Regions from separate parts of the Homo sapiens genome. Here region 1 is linked to region 2. The links are chromatin loops, found by intact Hi-C in ENCODE. Cell type or tissue: sigmoid colon. All regions are shown on one strand.

What was found. Peaks named below come from ENCODE experiments on the same cell type or tissue, not always from the same donor. Only the 100,000 strongest peaks of a DNase experiment are listed, where the experiment ranks them.
Region 1: it touches region 2 in a loop (2.8-fold over the local background); 1 of 110 quality-filtered maps calls a loop at or near these places.

What each region holds. Positions count from the first base shown.
Region 1 is chr9:91,893,944-91,901,943 of GRCh38, forward strand. The region is part of intron 1 of ROR2 (receptor tyrosine kinase like orphan receptor 2); the gene reads right to left. Among named protein-coding and RNA genes, the nearest start is that of ROR2, 52 kb to the right of the region's middle. RefSeq lists enhancers at 581-1,163, 4,529-5,143, 5,004-5,298, 5,144-5,757. In sigmoid colon, no CTCF peak of the experiment used is centred here; DNase peaks (open chromatin) are centred at 2,988, 4,928, 6,618 and 7,991; H3K27ac peaks cover 2,271 bases.
Region 2 is chr9:92,032,202-92,040,201 of GRCh38, forward strand. SPTLC1 (serine palmitoyltransferase long chain base subunit 1) reads right to left here. Exons shown (of 15, transcript NM_006415.4): 13 at 6,047-6,164; 14 at 2,609-2,682; 15 at 1-357. The coding sequence ends at 264. Among named protein-coding and RNA genes, the nearest start is that of SPTLC1, 79 kb to the right of the region's middle. In sigmoid colon, no CTCF peak of the experiment used is centred here; DNase peaks (open chromatin) are centred at 3,130, 3,640, 4,110 and 4,998; H3K4me3 peaks cover 693 bases; H3K27ac peaks cover 2,025 bases.

The DNA of each region.
Region 1 (8,000 bases), 140 kb before region 2:
TCACTTTGCACAACTGAAACTCTGTACCCATCAGAGGGTGTTTTTTTTAGCATAAAACTAAGTCACAACATTCCCCTGCTGAAAGCCTTCCAAAAGCTTCCCAATGCACACAGGATGAAATCCAAGTTCTCACTGTGGCCTACACAGCCCTTGTGACTGGTCCCTGCTCCCCAACTCCAGCCCCGTCACTCTCCCAGCACCCACCTCTAGGTTCACTGGCCCCTGCTCTTCCTTGAACACACCAAGCTTGCTCCAGCCACGGGGCCTTTGCACTGGCCACTCCCTCTACCAAGAAGTCTCTTCTCTCAGACATGCCAATGCTTGGGTCCCTTGTTCCCCACCTTCGTTTGCACAAGGGGCCTCAGCCTCATCTGATCTCCCCTGGCATCATAACATGTGTGTCTGCTAACTGATTAACACGGATTTTAGATTACCATTGAGGAGAAAAACATAATGAGCTTAAACTTTAAGGGGAAGGGAGCATATAAATTCCTATTTCTTGGTGTCCAGTGAGGCAATTTCTCTAATGGGAACCAGAAGCAGAGAGAGTAAGAAACATGCTGATGTGAGCAGGCACATTCGAGGTATAAGAAACTGTCAAGTGATTATTCACTTCTGTTGGCTGTGCAAAAACACAATGAGTTTAAACTGAACATTCTCACAGAGAACTTGTGAGTGCCCAAAATATGCCCAGAACTATAGTTTTAAACATCAGATGCCCTGGGCATTTCCATTGTTATTCTTGAGAGTGGAGGGGAATTCTGTCCTTTCCAGTTCCTTCAGTATGCTTAATTATTTCTCCCCTGAAAGTTCCTCCTATCCAAAACACTGATGACACCAAATGCTGGGAGGATGTGGAGCAACAGGAGGTCCCATTCACTGCTCATGAGAATGCAAAATGGTACGGCCACTGAGGAAGACAGTTTGATGGTTTCTTACAAAGCTAAACACACTCTTACCCTATGTTCTAGCAATCACACTCCTTGGTATAAGGAGATGAAAACTTATGTCCACACAAAAACCTGCACAAGGATATTTACAGCAGCTTCATTCATAATTGCCAAAACTTGGAAGCAGATGTCCTTCAGCAGGTAAGAGGGTACACAAATTGTGGTACATCTAGTGGATGAAATATTCAGCACTAAAAAGAAATGAGCTATCAAACCATGAAAAGAGATAGAGCAAACTTAAATGCCAATTGCTAAATGAAAGAATCCAATCTGAAAGAACTACATACTATATGATTCCAACTATAAGACATCTAGAAAAGGTAAAACTATGGAGTCATGTGATTGCCAGGGATTGGGGAGGAAGGGATGAATAAGTGGAGTACAGAAAATTTTTACGGCATTGAAAAATATCTGTATGATACTATCATGGTAGACACATATCATTTTACATTTGTTCAAACCCACAGAACATACAGCACCAAAAGTGAACCCTAAGGTAAACTATGGACTCTGGGTGATAATGATATATCAATATAGGTTCATCAACTGTAGAAAACACACCACTCTGGTAGGGGATGTTGGGCAGGTTACAGGGAATATGGGAATTCTCTGTTCCTTCATCTCTATTTTGTTGTGAACCTAAAATGTTCTAAAAAATAAATCTATTTAGGCCAGGCACGGTGGCTCACGCCTGTAATCCTAGCACTTTGGAGGCTGAGGCGGGCGGATCACTTGAGGTCAGGAGTTCAAGACCAGCCTGGCCAACATGGTGAAACCCCATCTCTACTAAAATACAAAATTTAGGCGGGCATGATGGCAGATGCCTGTAATCCCAGCTACTCGGGAGGCTGACACGGGAGAATTCGCTTGAACATGAAAGACGGCGGTTGCAGTGAGCCGAGATCGCGCCACTGCACTCCAGCCTGGGCGGCTGAGCGAGACTCTGTCTCAAAAAAGAAAAAAGAAATACATAAATCTATTTAAAAAAATGACTCTACTCTTAATTGGTAATTCAGGCATTTGGTGATACAGGGAAGCCAAGGTCCCTCCATGTCACCCGCGTGCCAGTACCTCCCACCAGACACCTGTGGCAGCTGAGACTGCTTGTGTATCAAGAAAACTTGAGCCCATGTCACAATCTTTCAAAAATATTCAAACAGCCTCCATCTTTGACAAATGCCCAAGGTTAATGTTGCAAAAAAGGATGAAATCCATAGAACACATTACTGGAAAAGTTTTCCAAAATCTGTCTTCCTTCCTCTAGAAGAGAAATTCACGCAGTGCATACAATATTGTGAAGATGAAAAAGCAGCATCACCCTAGACCATCTCTCCTTAGACTGCGTGTCCTTCCTTGCCAGTGCCGCTCCACTGGGTATATTTGTAGCCCTGACTCTGTCTTGGCTGAACATCAAAGATGCAATCTTGGTTCCCCCGCTTCCCCACAATGCTGTCCTCATCCAGTTTATCTTCAGAAACACCACTTTAAAAACAACAGAATTAATTCTCCTCAGATCCCTATTTCTCCTCACAAGGTGATCAGATTCCAGGTTTTTCCTTCGGCTTCTGGAAAGATCTCACCATATCCGGATTTTGCGCAGCCAACAGAAGTGTGAATAATCACTTGACAGTTTCTTATACCTCAAAAGTGCCTGCTCACATCAGCATGTTTCTTACTCTCTCTGCTTCTGGTTCCCATTAGAGAAATTGCCTCACTGGACACCAAGAAATAAGAGACTTATCTGCCCCCTTCCCCTTAAAGTTTAAACTCATAAACTAGATGGGAGAAATGTTCACATGTATGTTGTAATCCCTTTTAAACTTACTTCTAAGGGCACTTTTTTTTTCATTTGGGCTTAGAACTGATTAAACAAAACAATGTTCTGTCCAAACCTGCATTTTTCTTATTACTTTCTAATCATTTTACCACCAACATAAAGGCCTGTTCTTTTCCAACACTGGGCTCTTTAATCATTCCTGACAGGCCTCTGCTTTCTGCTTGGCCAGGCCCCAGCAAACACCGTTGGGCTCCACCGCCCTCGGCTGCTCTCCCTAAGTCCTCTCTGCCCGGTAACACAGCTCATTTAAAGAGCGAGTGGGAGCAAAGGGAAGGAAGGGGAAGGCCCATGCTCCTCGTGAAAGCTCCTCTTCCGTGTTCGGTGCAATGCAGCACTGGCAGCTGGATGCACACGTAGACCCCGTAAGTGCATAGGAAGCACGGGTGGGTTGTGGAGCCCCACCCTTCCCCACACAGCACTGTGATCAGAATAACTGCTCCCAAATTAAGGGAAAGGCTGGGAGTTTTCGAGTCCCATTAAACTTGATAGTCAAGCTACTTATTAAAATTAGCAATTAAACTTATACAATTTAATTTTCAAAGTGAAATCAAACATGGTCTCTTGTTTTAGGCCAAAATAATCCCAAAGGGGAAGCAGGGAAGACATGCCTATCCCACTTGTACAGAGGAAAGAAGGTGATCCAGGTCTTCTGGCATGTTCTCCTCTAAGGCATTGCCAAAAGTTATGTGGTTAGTAAACGTTATAATAATAGTCTCATGGGGTTGGTGATAATGTCAATAGTTAGTACAACCTTCCATGGCTTTAGGAAAATTTTGTCATAAGAACAAAGTGATACTGGGTGATGCTCTGACCAAAGAACAGGATTTGGAAGTGGGTGGGGGGGTATTCCAGGTGGGGGGAACCACCTGGCCAAAGGTGTGAAGGCGAGCCTAAGATGTGGGGTGAGCTTGTGGAGCAGAAGACAGGTGGGCTGAGGACAGGCTTCCAGGCCCAGGGGCATCTCACAAAGGGGCCTGGGGAGGCTGCCTCACTCCAAGCCTCACCCTTCTTTCTAAATAAAAACACTCAAGAGAAATAAGTGGGATGTCCACACCAAAGTTCCAAAGGCAGCCCAGGCCCGGTCACCAAGACTTCCCTCCCTGAGGACGGGTCTGCTTCTGAGGGAGTCCCTGTGTGTATCATTGCATCCACCTGAGGATGTGTGGTGAGGAAGGTGGACATGTGGACAGAGAGTGCAGTCCCCCTGCCTGGAGCCACAGAAGGTGAGACTGAAGAGGAAGGGAGAAGGAGCACCAGACGGGCCACCCACAGGCTCCATCCTGACCTTGCCACGGCGGGGTCCACACACCCCGAGAACCCCTCGGGCCACACCCCTGGGCCTCTCTGACTCCCACAAGCCTGTCTACAATCACTGATCCCCTCATGGTCACCGGTTCTGGAAAGAAAGTCTCAAGTGGCTTTGCCAATTTAGTGAAGCATCCGTTATCTGGTTCCTTCTCTGCAAATGAGTCTTGTGTCCAGAGCCTTTCTAACCACTTCCATCCCAAACTTCCCTCGGAGGAAAGGTGACCTGTGGCCAACTAAGAGCCCAGAGTGACGACAGCTGTCATCTGGATAACACCATGTGGCTGGCACTGTGCTTAGTGCTGGGTGCATATCCCATGCCCCAAACCTCACAAAACCCTGTGGGGAGAGAAGTGGTGTCCCCGTTTCAGAGATGGACATTTGAGACCCAAGATACTAAATGATCTGCCCAAAAAACACACTGGAGAGCCAGGATTACAACCCCAAGACGTCCTACAGAACCCCACCCCTTTATTCATGACAACTTTATGGAGGTGTGATTTATACATGACAAAGTGTTCCCATTCAAGGGCAAGACAAACGTACAGCCAGGTGGCCAGCACAACACAGAGCCCCACTTCCCCAGGGAATGAGAACAATGAGGAAATGCTAGCAAGGAGGGCATCTGCCCAGAGATGCCCGTAAATCACCAACTCTCACAGGACTTTAAAAGGACAATCTTGTTTGCAAAGCTGAATTTAGATTACCCTTCTCCTGACTATTAGTCACAAGGCTGACTCCAGCCCCAGTGCAGAAGGAGACGCAGCACAGAGCAACACATGATGGCAGGCAGGCCCGGCTGCCTCCAGAACGGGCATGACCAGGTGCTTTCCACGCTTGGCACACAGCTGAGCAAGGCCACAGTAACTCCAGGAAACTGGAAGAAGCCTCAGACACCCGATGCCACGTGGCCTGAGCATCTTCTTGGTCTTCACTCTGATACTGTTCTGATGAAGCAACAGCAGAGGCTGCTTTCCAAACAGAGAGGGCAGCGGAAATGGCAGCCCGCTTCAGCACGTGTGTCAGGACAAACAGCCGCCAAGAGCTGCCTGAGCCCACCAGGTGGCCTCTTCCTGTTCCGCTGACTCCGGCCTGACCTCTGTCCTCCAGAAACACATGGACCGGAAAGGGCCCCCAGGGGGTGCGGGGGATGGCAGAGCAGGAGTGTATCTTGGAGAAAATGCACAGGAACTCATGAGGCAAATAGGTGGCATTATCTGCTGGGAGCCTCTGCAAAGGGCGACTGCAGACACCAGGCCACAGCTGAGGCTGGGCAGTTGTGCAAATATTTGGGGAGCAGCAGACAGAGCAGGACCCAGCACTTATACCATGTGTGGGGCCCCAGGTCAATGTCCCCTGCTTGGCCTCTTTCCTCTTCTGTCAAAGGAGACTATGGAACCCTGTGTCCCTCCTGTGTGCTGCATGTGAACACCACCCTACCAGTCCCGGTGCCTTCAGGTGCACACATGGGGTAAAGAGGTATAGGCAGATACACCTGGGGAAAAAGGTCTGCTTAAGAGCTGAGCAGCAGGAGAGCTGGGAACTGGCACTGAGCAGGTGGGCAGGAGAGAACAGAGCCTCCTCCGTCCCCAAGGAGAAAGATGGGGAGGAGGGGGCAGCTGGGACCAAGTTCCTCAGAGTTCCCCACGCTCTGCCTGACACCTCAACCCTTAGACACACACACCAGGAATCTACACACAAGCACACACATATACACTCACACACAAACGTGTGCACACAACACATGCGCCACAATCCCCACATGCACTCACACGTACGCACACGTACACATACACCAGGAAACTGGTCGCAAACACACACACACAGGTGCACTGTGCATACACACACATACACATTACATATGCAACACATCTGCACACTCGAACACATACATCCACCAGGAAACTAGGAATATGAGACCCAAGTTTATTAAAGTATAAAATCTACATTTGACCTGTGAATGCAGGCTTGATAATTTAGTAAAACATTAATCGATAAGTACCTAGAGACCAAAAGAATGCCAGCCTGGAACCCACTAGATGCACTCACCAGTAAGATAAGTTTTAAAGCCTGCAAACTGACAGACAGCAAGTCAGCAGGGCTCCAGATAAGCCTCCCTCCAGTGCTGGGCAGGCCCCCAGATAAGCTCAGGATGCAGCGGGTCCCCCAGGGCCGCCAGGGGGTGGGGGGCAGGGCCCCAGCAGCCTCGCATCCAGAGGCCCAAGCGCAGAAGCAGAAGCAAACTGGACGCCGCAAGGGGCTGCAGGAAGGGCAGACGGCAGACGCAAGTCCTCCAGCTGCCTCCCGCACAAGATGGTCAATGACAGCGGCTGAGAGGCACAGCAGGCAGCCGACCCTGGCGCAGGCCCCCCCACGCAGGGAACGGTGGCGGCGCGGGGCAATCCTCCGGCTGCCTGGAGCAAGAGAGGCTGGCAGGGACACGAGGGCGCCGGGCCTGCACGTGGGACCCGCAGGAAACAAGAAATGAGGAAGGCACCGCGTGGCATCCAGAACATTCAAAAGCAGCCAAGGAGGCGGGAAAACGACAAGCTTCTGGAAGAGAGTGCTGACAGTGAACCAGGACAGGCCCCAGGAGAGGACTCCTCGCGGGGCACGTCGGTTCCATGGACTGGGGGCAGCTGGGCCGCCAAGGCCACTCCCACCTAGAGTCAGCACTTGTCACAAAACCACAGGCTTAAAAGTCCTTCAAATTGTCAGGACCATTAGACCCACTTCACACCTCAATTCTGTGCAAACAGAGGCATAGGTTCCAGCTTGAAGGGAAAAAAATAATAAGCCAAGAATGCACATCTGTTTTTAAGAAGGAAATCCATTATTAATTAAAAAGAGCAACTAGGAAGCAAAGTTCTGGGAACTGAAACACACATCGTTTAATCAGATACTGGACTATAAATCCCTTTTCTGGGCAGATTGTTTTTTAAGCTGAAGGGTTTTTAATGTGTACTACGAGGAAGCTGCACAAGGGGCCCCTCAGCTCAGCCAGACTGAATCCAGAGCCAGGAAGGTCGGGCAGAATCCCCCTCCACTCCACCATCCTTCAACTAGAGAAAAGAACTGTCTTGTAAAACTGTGTTACTTGACAGCCCAACTATATTCTTCTGAAATGCAAACTATACTATAAATAGGTATACTATGTTACATGGTATGTATAACACATAAATTATACAGCATATTTAGTATAAGTTAGACTATCTCCAACTGTACCCATGGGAAATGCAAATCTGCATGTCAGTAGTTTGTGAATGTTTCTGATACCTGTGGGATATCATGAAACACCAATAACTAGGAGGTAGTGATAGTTTACTAGTTGCCTCAAGTATAATCAAACCAACAGTGTCCTTCCTCACTGGCTTATCTTCCCACCCACTTAGAACTAAGATCTTTGTTTTCCAACAGGAGAAAAGGCTCACGTCATTTCAAATGTGGGCTCAGTACATTATCTGCCTTCTACAGGGGGTTAAAAATAAAAGTGCTCTGGGATGGGTGTGGTGGCTCATACCTGTAATCCCAGCACTTCGGGAGGCTAAGGCAGGCGGATCATCTGAGGTGAGGAGTTTGAGACCAGCCTGACCAACATGATGAAACCCCATCTCTACTAAAAATACAAAAATTAGCCAGGCATGGTGGCATGCGCTTGTAATCCCAGCTACTCAGGAAGCTGAGGCGGGAGAACTGCTTGAACCCAGGAGGTGGAGGTTGCAGCGAGCCATGATCTCACGAATGCACTCCAGCCTGGGACTCCATCTCAAAAAAAAAAAAGAGTGCTCTGAAAAAAAAAAAAGCAAAAAATAAAAAGGAGCTTTGTTTATTTTTCCATAGCTACTGTGTGAGGAAAAGTCAGTTGTACCTTTGCCAGGTGTAGGTGGGGGGGCCTACCCTCAATTCTG
Region 2 (8,000 bases):
CACAATTTAAACATCAGTTATACACTGTCATTAGTTTTCCTCTTAAAAAAATCAGTTCCTGGGCTTTTAGATGTGTTTTCTTTTTAAAAAAAATAAGCATCCTTCTCATGGTCACACAATTGGTCCATACTGACACCATTTGGTAACAATCCTATCAAAGATCCACATGTTCTTGCTCTCTTTCAGGCCACTCCATGGCCAGCGGGAGTCTTGAGTCCTCTCTGCGTGTTGTGTGGCAGGAGGCCATGGTCCCGGGACTCTGCCTAGAGCAGGACGGCCTGGGCTACCTCCTTGATGGTGGACGCAGCTCTCTCCAGTTCTTCCTCTGTTTGTTCCACCGTGACCACAACCCGAATGCTGAGAACAGTAAAGGACACAAAGAATTATCTTTGTGGGCCAGGCGCAGTGGCTCACGCCTGTAATCCCAGCACTTTGGAGGCCAAGGCAGGTGGATCACGAGGTCAGGAGATCGAGACCATCCTGGCTAACACAGTGAAACCCCATCTCTGCTAAAAATACCAAAAAATTAGCCAGTGTGGTGGCGGGTGCCTGTAGTCCCAGCTACTTGGGAGGCTGAGGCAGGAGAATGGCGTGAACCTGGGAGGCGGAGCTAGCAGTGAGCCGAGATCGCGCCATTGCACTCCAGCCTGGGCAACAGAGTGAGACTCTGTCTCAAAAAAAAAAAAAAACCAAAAACAAACAAACAGAAAAAAGAATTATCTATGTGAGGTGAGGAACTGCACTCACAGTCAACCATATATGGCCTGAGAGCCAAATCCACTGCCTATTTTTGTAAACAAACCTCTCCTGGCAGTCCTCCCAATAGGCCTGTCTATTCATGTACCTGCTGCCCACAGTCACTTTCTCACTACTGTGGCAGGTGGGTTGCTGCGGCAGGGAATCTGCAGCCTGAAGGCCTCGGCCTACACCACACCAGTGCACACCCAGTCAGAGTGAGTTTCCGTGGGCTCTGCCTCAGAAGCTGGGAAATAGCATCCTGTCCATCATGTACTGCTTCAGGCAGTGCCAGGCACAAAGCAGGAATTCCATCCTTCTCAAATCAACGACAGTTTGATTGTTCGTATTTATGTCAATAGCAATGTGAAAGCTCTGTAATACTCTAAGGCATGGCAGAAATTTTCAAGTTTTCAGGAAATCAAAGAAATAATAGCTTGAAAGGACAATGCTACCTCTGTCCCCCAGAGTTCATCTGTAAACATCTGTTTCATGCATTTGACACATATTTATTGAGCTGTACTATGCTGTGCATGGAGTCCTGAGGGCACAAAACCAGCACGGCTCCCGTCCTCATGCACCTACGGTCTTACTAACAAGTAAACGTAGGATGTAGGATTACACCTTTGGATGAGTGCAATAAAAAATGAAGGGGGCAGCCCAGGCTGGAGTGCAATGGAGTGATCTCAGCTCACTGCAGCCTTGACCTCCTGGAACCAGGTGATTTTCCCACCTCAGCCTCCCAAGTAGCTGGGACCACAGGCGTGCACCACTATGCCTGGCTAATTTTTACAGAGATGGGGTTTCACCATGTTGCCCAGGCTGGTCTTGTACTCCTGGGCTCAAGTGATCTGCCCACCTCGGTCTCCCAGGTGTTGAGGTTACAGGTGTGGGCCACTGCACCTGGCTGAAAAGGGCAGGCTCCTTAAGGTGCTTTGAGCTGCTACCAGAGTGATCTTCCAAATCCTGGTCTGGCACTGTGGGCCGGCAGAGCATTCAAACTCCCCAGTGGGCTCTCCTGCAGCCTCCCTGACTTGGCACCTGGCCTCAGGACCCTTCTCTCCAGCTCTTCTGCGGCTTGCACTCTGTACTCCCAGATGAACCTGGAGGTCTCCAAGCCACTGAAAACCCTGAGCAAAGCACACACCACCTCATCTGATGGAAAGCCACGATGCCCACAGGATGCCCGACACACACACTTCTCTAGTTTTGGTGTAGACATCGCCTGCTCTCAAAAGCCTGAGCAATGCCCCAGGGCAGAACTGACCATGTCCATGCCCCCTGCTGTGACTGCCTGGCCCAGTGCTGTGGTGGGATGGCCAACTCCTTGGACTACCTCGTATATGCTTTGTGAACAGAATCCAGTCTCCTTAAAAGTAAGACATTAGTCTTTCACTTTTGGTGTTTTTTCTTGATGCTGTACATTTTCCCCACTGTTGCTTGTTTTTTCTCAAATGTTACTGAGTGTTGCTGACTGAAGGAGCAGCAGAGGCGCATGCCCACCCCCACCCCACACTGCCGATCTTCCCTGCAGGACGGTCCTTGTGGCAGGAACTCCTGGTGTGGCATGTGCCACCTTTCAGATGTGGCAGATATGAGCTGATGGAAACTCAGTTTGCCCAAGTTCATTGCTGGGCTCCCAGACATTTCTCTGAGTTAACTGAGAGGGTACTCAGTGAGTCCTTGGGAGCTTTTCAGTTAAAATTTTAGAAACTTCTAGTTTAAGAGCAGAAGACAGGTAATGTACTATATTTTAATGACAGATATTCTTCCATAGCCTATGATAGTCTTTCAAAATTTTTCAAAAGATAACGTATTTCATAGAGCTCAGAGTAGGGGAAAAAAATAAGGTCATATTTTAACGTCAACTGACCTGGGAGGAGGGAGACACTTCTCTTCTTTCTCCAAGTAGCGCGCCTGAGTTAATGCAATACTTCTGTTCATGCACTGTAGGAAGAAAAAGAAGACATCTGCAACCTGGACTTCAGACATGGTGGTAATTAAACTGGGGGAACGCTGAAATCCTGCAACGGTAGCTTTAATTCACTTTTCCAATTATAATTGCTAGAAGATATCACCAAAATACTACACCACCACCTTGGCAGCACTGTCCACAGAACTTTCTGCAATGACAAATACCTCTGTTGTGTAGTGCCCAGCAGTCGCCATGAGCCCTGTGTGCCTGCTGAGCACACGGAGATATGGCTGGTGCTACTGAGAGGTCACAGTTGCACCTTTTCTTATTTCCACTTAGTTTAAATTCAAACAGCCATAGCTAGCTAGTGACTACCATTTAGACAAAGCAGAGTTAGCACATGAGGAAGTGGTGCGAGCAAAGTCCTGCAGGCTGGACTTATGACCACCACCACCAGTAGAACTGCGTCAGAGAAAAACCACTGCACTTCAGATATTAGCAAAAACGATGTCCACATGTGGCATCTGGGCATGGTGCCACTGGGCACTGCAGAATCTGGCGTTAACAAAGTTTTACCCAGCTTTCCTATATATTAACCATCTGTCAACATTAAGAAAAAATGAAAACAATCTCTACTAAAATAAAGAAAGCACAAACACCAGAGCAAGGTAATAGGCTACAGGGGTTTCTTTCTGGAGTGATGAAAAAGTTTTGGAATGAGATAGTAATGGTTGCACAACCTGCTGAATGTATGATACTAAAAGCCACTTAACGATATACTTCAATAGGGTGAATTTTATGGTATGTGGTATGTGAGTTATATTAAAAAAAAATAGCAACAGAGCAAAGGGCAGTGTAAAGGAAAGAACAATTATTCCATGTCTCTGGCAGTAAAAGTATCTGCCTGAAGAGGGGTCACGTCGTAGGCTGCGAGGAAGAGATGGAAAAACCATACTAGGCAATGACAACAGCCTCCCGCTGACTCTAGGCTCTGGAAGTGTACTTGGAAAAGTGAACTCCTGCAAACATCTGGACTGGCTCTGTTTCTAGCCCTGGCTGGTTAAGAGACATTATAAACAATAGCTCAGTTTGTAAAAACAGTGTCCTGTTGAGCAACTCAACATAAACTTGGCAAAGCCTCTCAGATCTACAAAGCTTAAATAAGAGTTACAGCAGCATGGTTCTTTTCTTTCCTTCAAATATTGAAAAGATGAGGGGAGTGGAACAAAAGATTCGGAAGATTTTAAAAATGGAAGCTGTGATGATGCACAGAAGCGGGAAGATATATGTATTTTTTCTATCAATGAAGTTTCTAGATAGTATTCTGTTCCCTACCCCAGATTGTTCTCTTCTCACTCAACTCTCAAGAGGATTTCCTTAAGAGAGCCAGTATCAAACCAGGCCCACAGACAGGAGTTTGGGATCTGTGAGCTGTCCACAGACTTTTCGTTTCCTCTTTCATTACGTGGCTAATTCCTGTAAGCATGGTATTTTAACACCGAGTTGCTTCATTCGCACGTCCTCCTCTGCGTCTCTTTGGTACAAAGCAGTAGTAAGACTTTAGCTGTTGCTATCTAATGAAAAGAGAACAGAGGTGGATTTACTATGCAATGAATACACTGGCATCTGAAGGAGGCAACTGTCCCTCAACATGAAGCATGTGTGGACAACTGTCCTGATGCAGTTCGAGAAGAGACTCAGTGAGAACGGCGGAGCCATTACTCAGACCCAACACCAGCGCATGCAGCTCATGAGCCTGCTCTGTGAACACAGCTCTCAGCTGTCCCGCTGGGGCAAGTCCATTGAAAAAAACAAATTCACCTGCCTCATGAAGGTAATGAAATGAATGGGAATTTTACTGGCTTGTCCATTTAGTTTGTATTTAATGTATAAATGCGTTTTAGTTTTCCATTTGTATGAGAACTCTAATCACAAAGATGTCATACTTAGTTTTGTGTTTGTCTGTATTTAAGGAACGTTACAATACAAACAATGAGGCAGTAAAGCAGGCAGTGGGATGTTTTTCCCTGTCTAGAGAGTCTTCATGTCCACAGAGTTGTGCCTGAGGGGACATCAGCTGCATTTCCTCACCTCACAAGATAAGTAGCTCCAGCCTGATCATTCATAATCTGACATGTTTCCTTAGGAAGCTCAGATCCTGGGGCTTTTTATTTATTTTTTAATGTAATTGACTCTAGAAGACCACAAATTTTATGAAGTTCTCCACAAATCTGTTATTCCAGATTACGTGGCTCAAACATTTGGGACATAGGACAGCTGAAGCCAGCTAGGCAGCAGAGGCTGCCTGCACACCCGGTCTGTATACTGCACAGCCATGTGGCCTAGAAGAGCCTGCCTGAGAGGCTGTCTAGGCGGATGAGGCTCAGGACAGGGCCTGGCCTAGGAAAGGCACATGACAGGTGGTAGCTGCCATTATGACCCCAGAAACCTAGTAGCATTGCTCATAGCTACAGCCTCTGGACAAGGAAGCAGAATCATGCCCATTTTCATTCTCAAATACATACTAGGTATATGTCAGATTCTTCTCAAAGGAGCAGCAGCAGCCCACATAAAAGTCCAGATTCTTCTGAAAGCAGATGTCCAGCATCCCAGGACTTGGAAGAGGGGTGCAAGGTGGGTGGCATCCCACTGCCCGTCCTGAGTCCTTCCTGCCCAGGTTATTCCGCTGCTCTTCCTCCCCCTTTTAAAGAAACTTCTGTTGGCTCTGAACCACTGTAAACCCGCGTGCCCAGGGCAGGAAGCACTCTGGAGGGGTAGTGCTACTGGATGAAAAGGGGCAAGCAGTTTTCCCTGGTGATGTGTTTCTTAGACAATTAGTAGTAAAATAACTTTTGGAAGATAAAGAAATTTAAATAAATCTCCCCAAATTAGGTATGTTATAAAAAGCGGTCTTCCTTTCCGTTTACAAGAGCATCCTGACTTCAGGGTGACTGTGAGTGGACTGTCCCTGAGCTGTGCTGCGGGGACAGCCAGCCGTCCAGGAATGTGTGCTATGCCCACACACAATGCCTCCCCCAACTACACATAGGAAAGCCTGGCTTTGTAAAATGGTGAGCAAGTGAGTTTTCTGCAAGGCTAATTTTTCAGAGGAGAGGCCAAGTATATTTAAATGCAAAGTGGTACAAAACACAATATCTTTGGAGGGAGCCACACATTGACCCAATGGGAGGGCCTGCTGCCTGTTACCATGGCCAGAAGCTAGGAAGGACCTGGAGGATTAGGATTCCATGTCAAGAGCGGGTCACCAGCATCTTCCTTTCTACCCTCTTCTCTCTCAGGGCAAAGAGACTTTTCTTAAAAATTTAACATTAAAAAATTGCTTGGGGCAAGGGCAGAAGTGGTGTGGGGGGATGCCTCAAGTCAACGGATACTTACTTGATCTACAATTTCCTGAAGCAGTCTGACATCTTGCTCGCGAGACCCAGTGCTCTCTTCCAGTTGTAGGTGAAAGGCTGGAGAAAGGGACTCCCCCACCACTTTTAATCCAGAAATGCTGAAGAAGGGAAACACACACACAGCTGTAAGTCCCTTCCAGGCTTGAAGATCGCTCACGGAGAAATAATGTTAGAAGTCCACAATGTCAAGGCACAGTGAACGTACAGAAGCTTGCGACTGATGGGAAGCATCATTCCAATTCCAACAAAGAAAGGGAAACGAGGCACTCTGGGCAGTGCTTCCTCATCTAAAAAAGTCTGCCTGCAATGTGGCTTCCTGAGTGCAGGACCGGGTCTCATGGCCCCAGCCTCCCACCAGGGAGTCTGTGCCTCCTTACAGGCCCTCTGGGCCCCACCTTGGCCTGTCATTCCCTTGCCATGTGCTCCCTCGCCCCCAATGTTTGTTCTTCCCTGTGTTGGCTGCATGTGCCAGGGCCCAGCTCCAGCACTGCCTGCTGCTGGGGCCTTCTTCATCACCCACTTTAGGGAAGGCTCTGCTCCATCATTTGCTATTTTTCATCCTGTCTGGATCCTTCACAAGCTACTCACTACAGTTTATGTTATGCTTCCTTGCTTATTATCTATGTCTTCAGTTTTTGTCTCTCATAAATTACAGGGATGATTTCTAACATTAACAACATTATACCCCATCTCTACAAATAAAACAAAAACAAAAACAAAAAACAAAAAATTGGCCGAGTGTGGTGGCTTGCGCCTGTAGTCCCAGCTAGTTGGGAAGCTCAGGTGGGAGGATCGCTTGAACTCAGGAGGTCAAGGTTGCAGTGAGCTGAGATTGTGCCACTACACTCCAGCTTGGGTGACAGAGCAAAACTCTGTCTCAAAGAAAAACTCAACAAATACCAAACATACCTTATATTTTGACTAACAGCAATATGTTTAGATAGAAAAACGTCCTTATTTGCATGTTAAGTTTTAGATTTTACTTGGATTAAAATTATTTTCTTTTTACTTAGGATTAATAGCACAAAAATCTGTAGCTTCTCAAGGAGAAAGATAGATCTTTAGGGGCCAAATCCTGTATTTTTAAATTAAATTAAATTTAATCCTGTATTTTTACTACAGCTGCCATGAGATGCTATGTCATACTACTATTATTATTATTATTATTTTTGAGATGGCATCTCGCTCTGTCACTCAGGCTGGCTGCAGTGCAGTGGCACGATCTCGGCTACTATCTAGTCAGGTTCATTTAAAGTCTATTTTATCCTATAACAACAAATATTATTTGACTTTTGACCTACCTCCTAGGACACAAATGTGATATATGTCTATTTGAAACTGAGCTAAACATTTTAGATTCCTTTCATTTAGTTTGTTTCACCTAAAACGATTTGTTTTTCCCTCAGAATGAAATGACAATAAAAAGTACTAGGTAGCACAATGGCATCTTCCCAGTTTAGGACTCAACAAGCCTTTACAGAATGACTACTGTGTGTTACAATAATGTGAATTCTGGAAACTCATCTGACCTGGCCTTCCAATCACCCTTGGAACATTATTAATTAGCGTCTCCTTTCTTTAAATATAAATATATCATGCTAGATCTCTCAATAAAGCAGGCTACAGGTCTGAATCATGGAATCTTGAGCATGTGGAATGTGGGGGAACCTTCTAGATTAGTTCTTTACTAATGTAGAAACTAAGCAATACACTTTGAAAACCCATTTCCTGTGTAAATTCTGACCATGTTAAACGCATATATCAAGTATCTTTTTTTTTTTAAAGGTCATGTATTCTCACAGTATTAAAAAATTGCTTTCAGTCAGGTGTGGTGCCTCACGCCTGTAATCCCAGCACTTTGGGAGGCCAAGGCAGGTAGATCACCTGAGGTCAGGAGTTTGAGACCAGCCTGGCCAACATGGTGAAACCCTGTC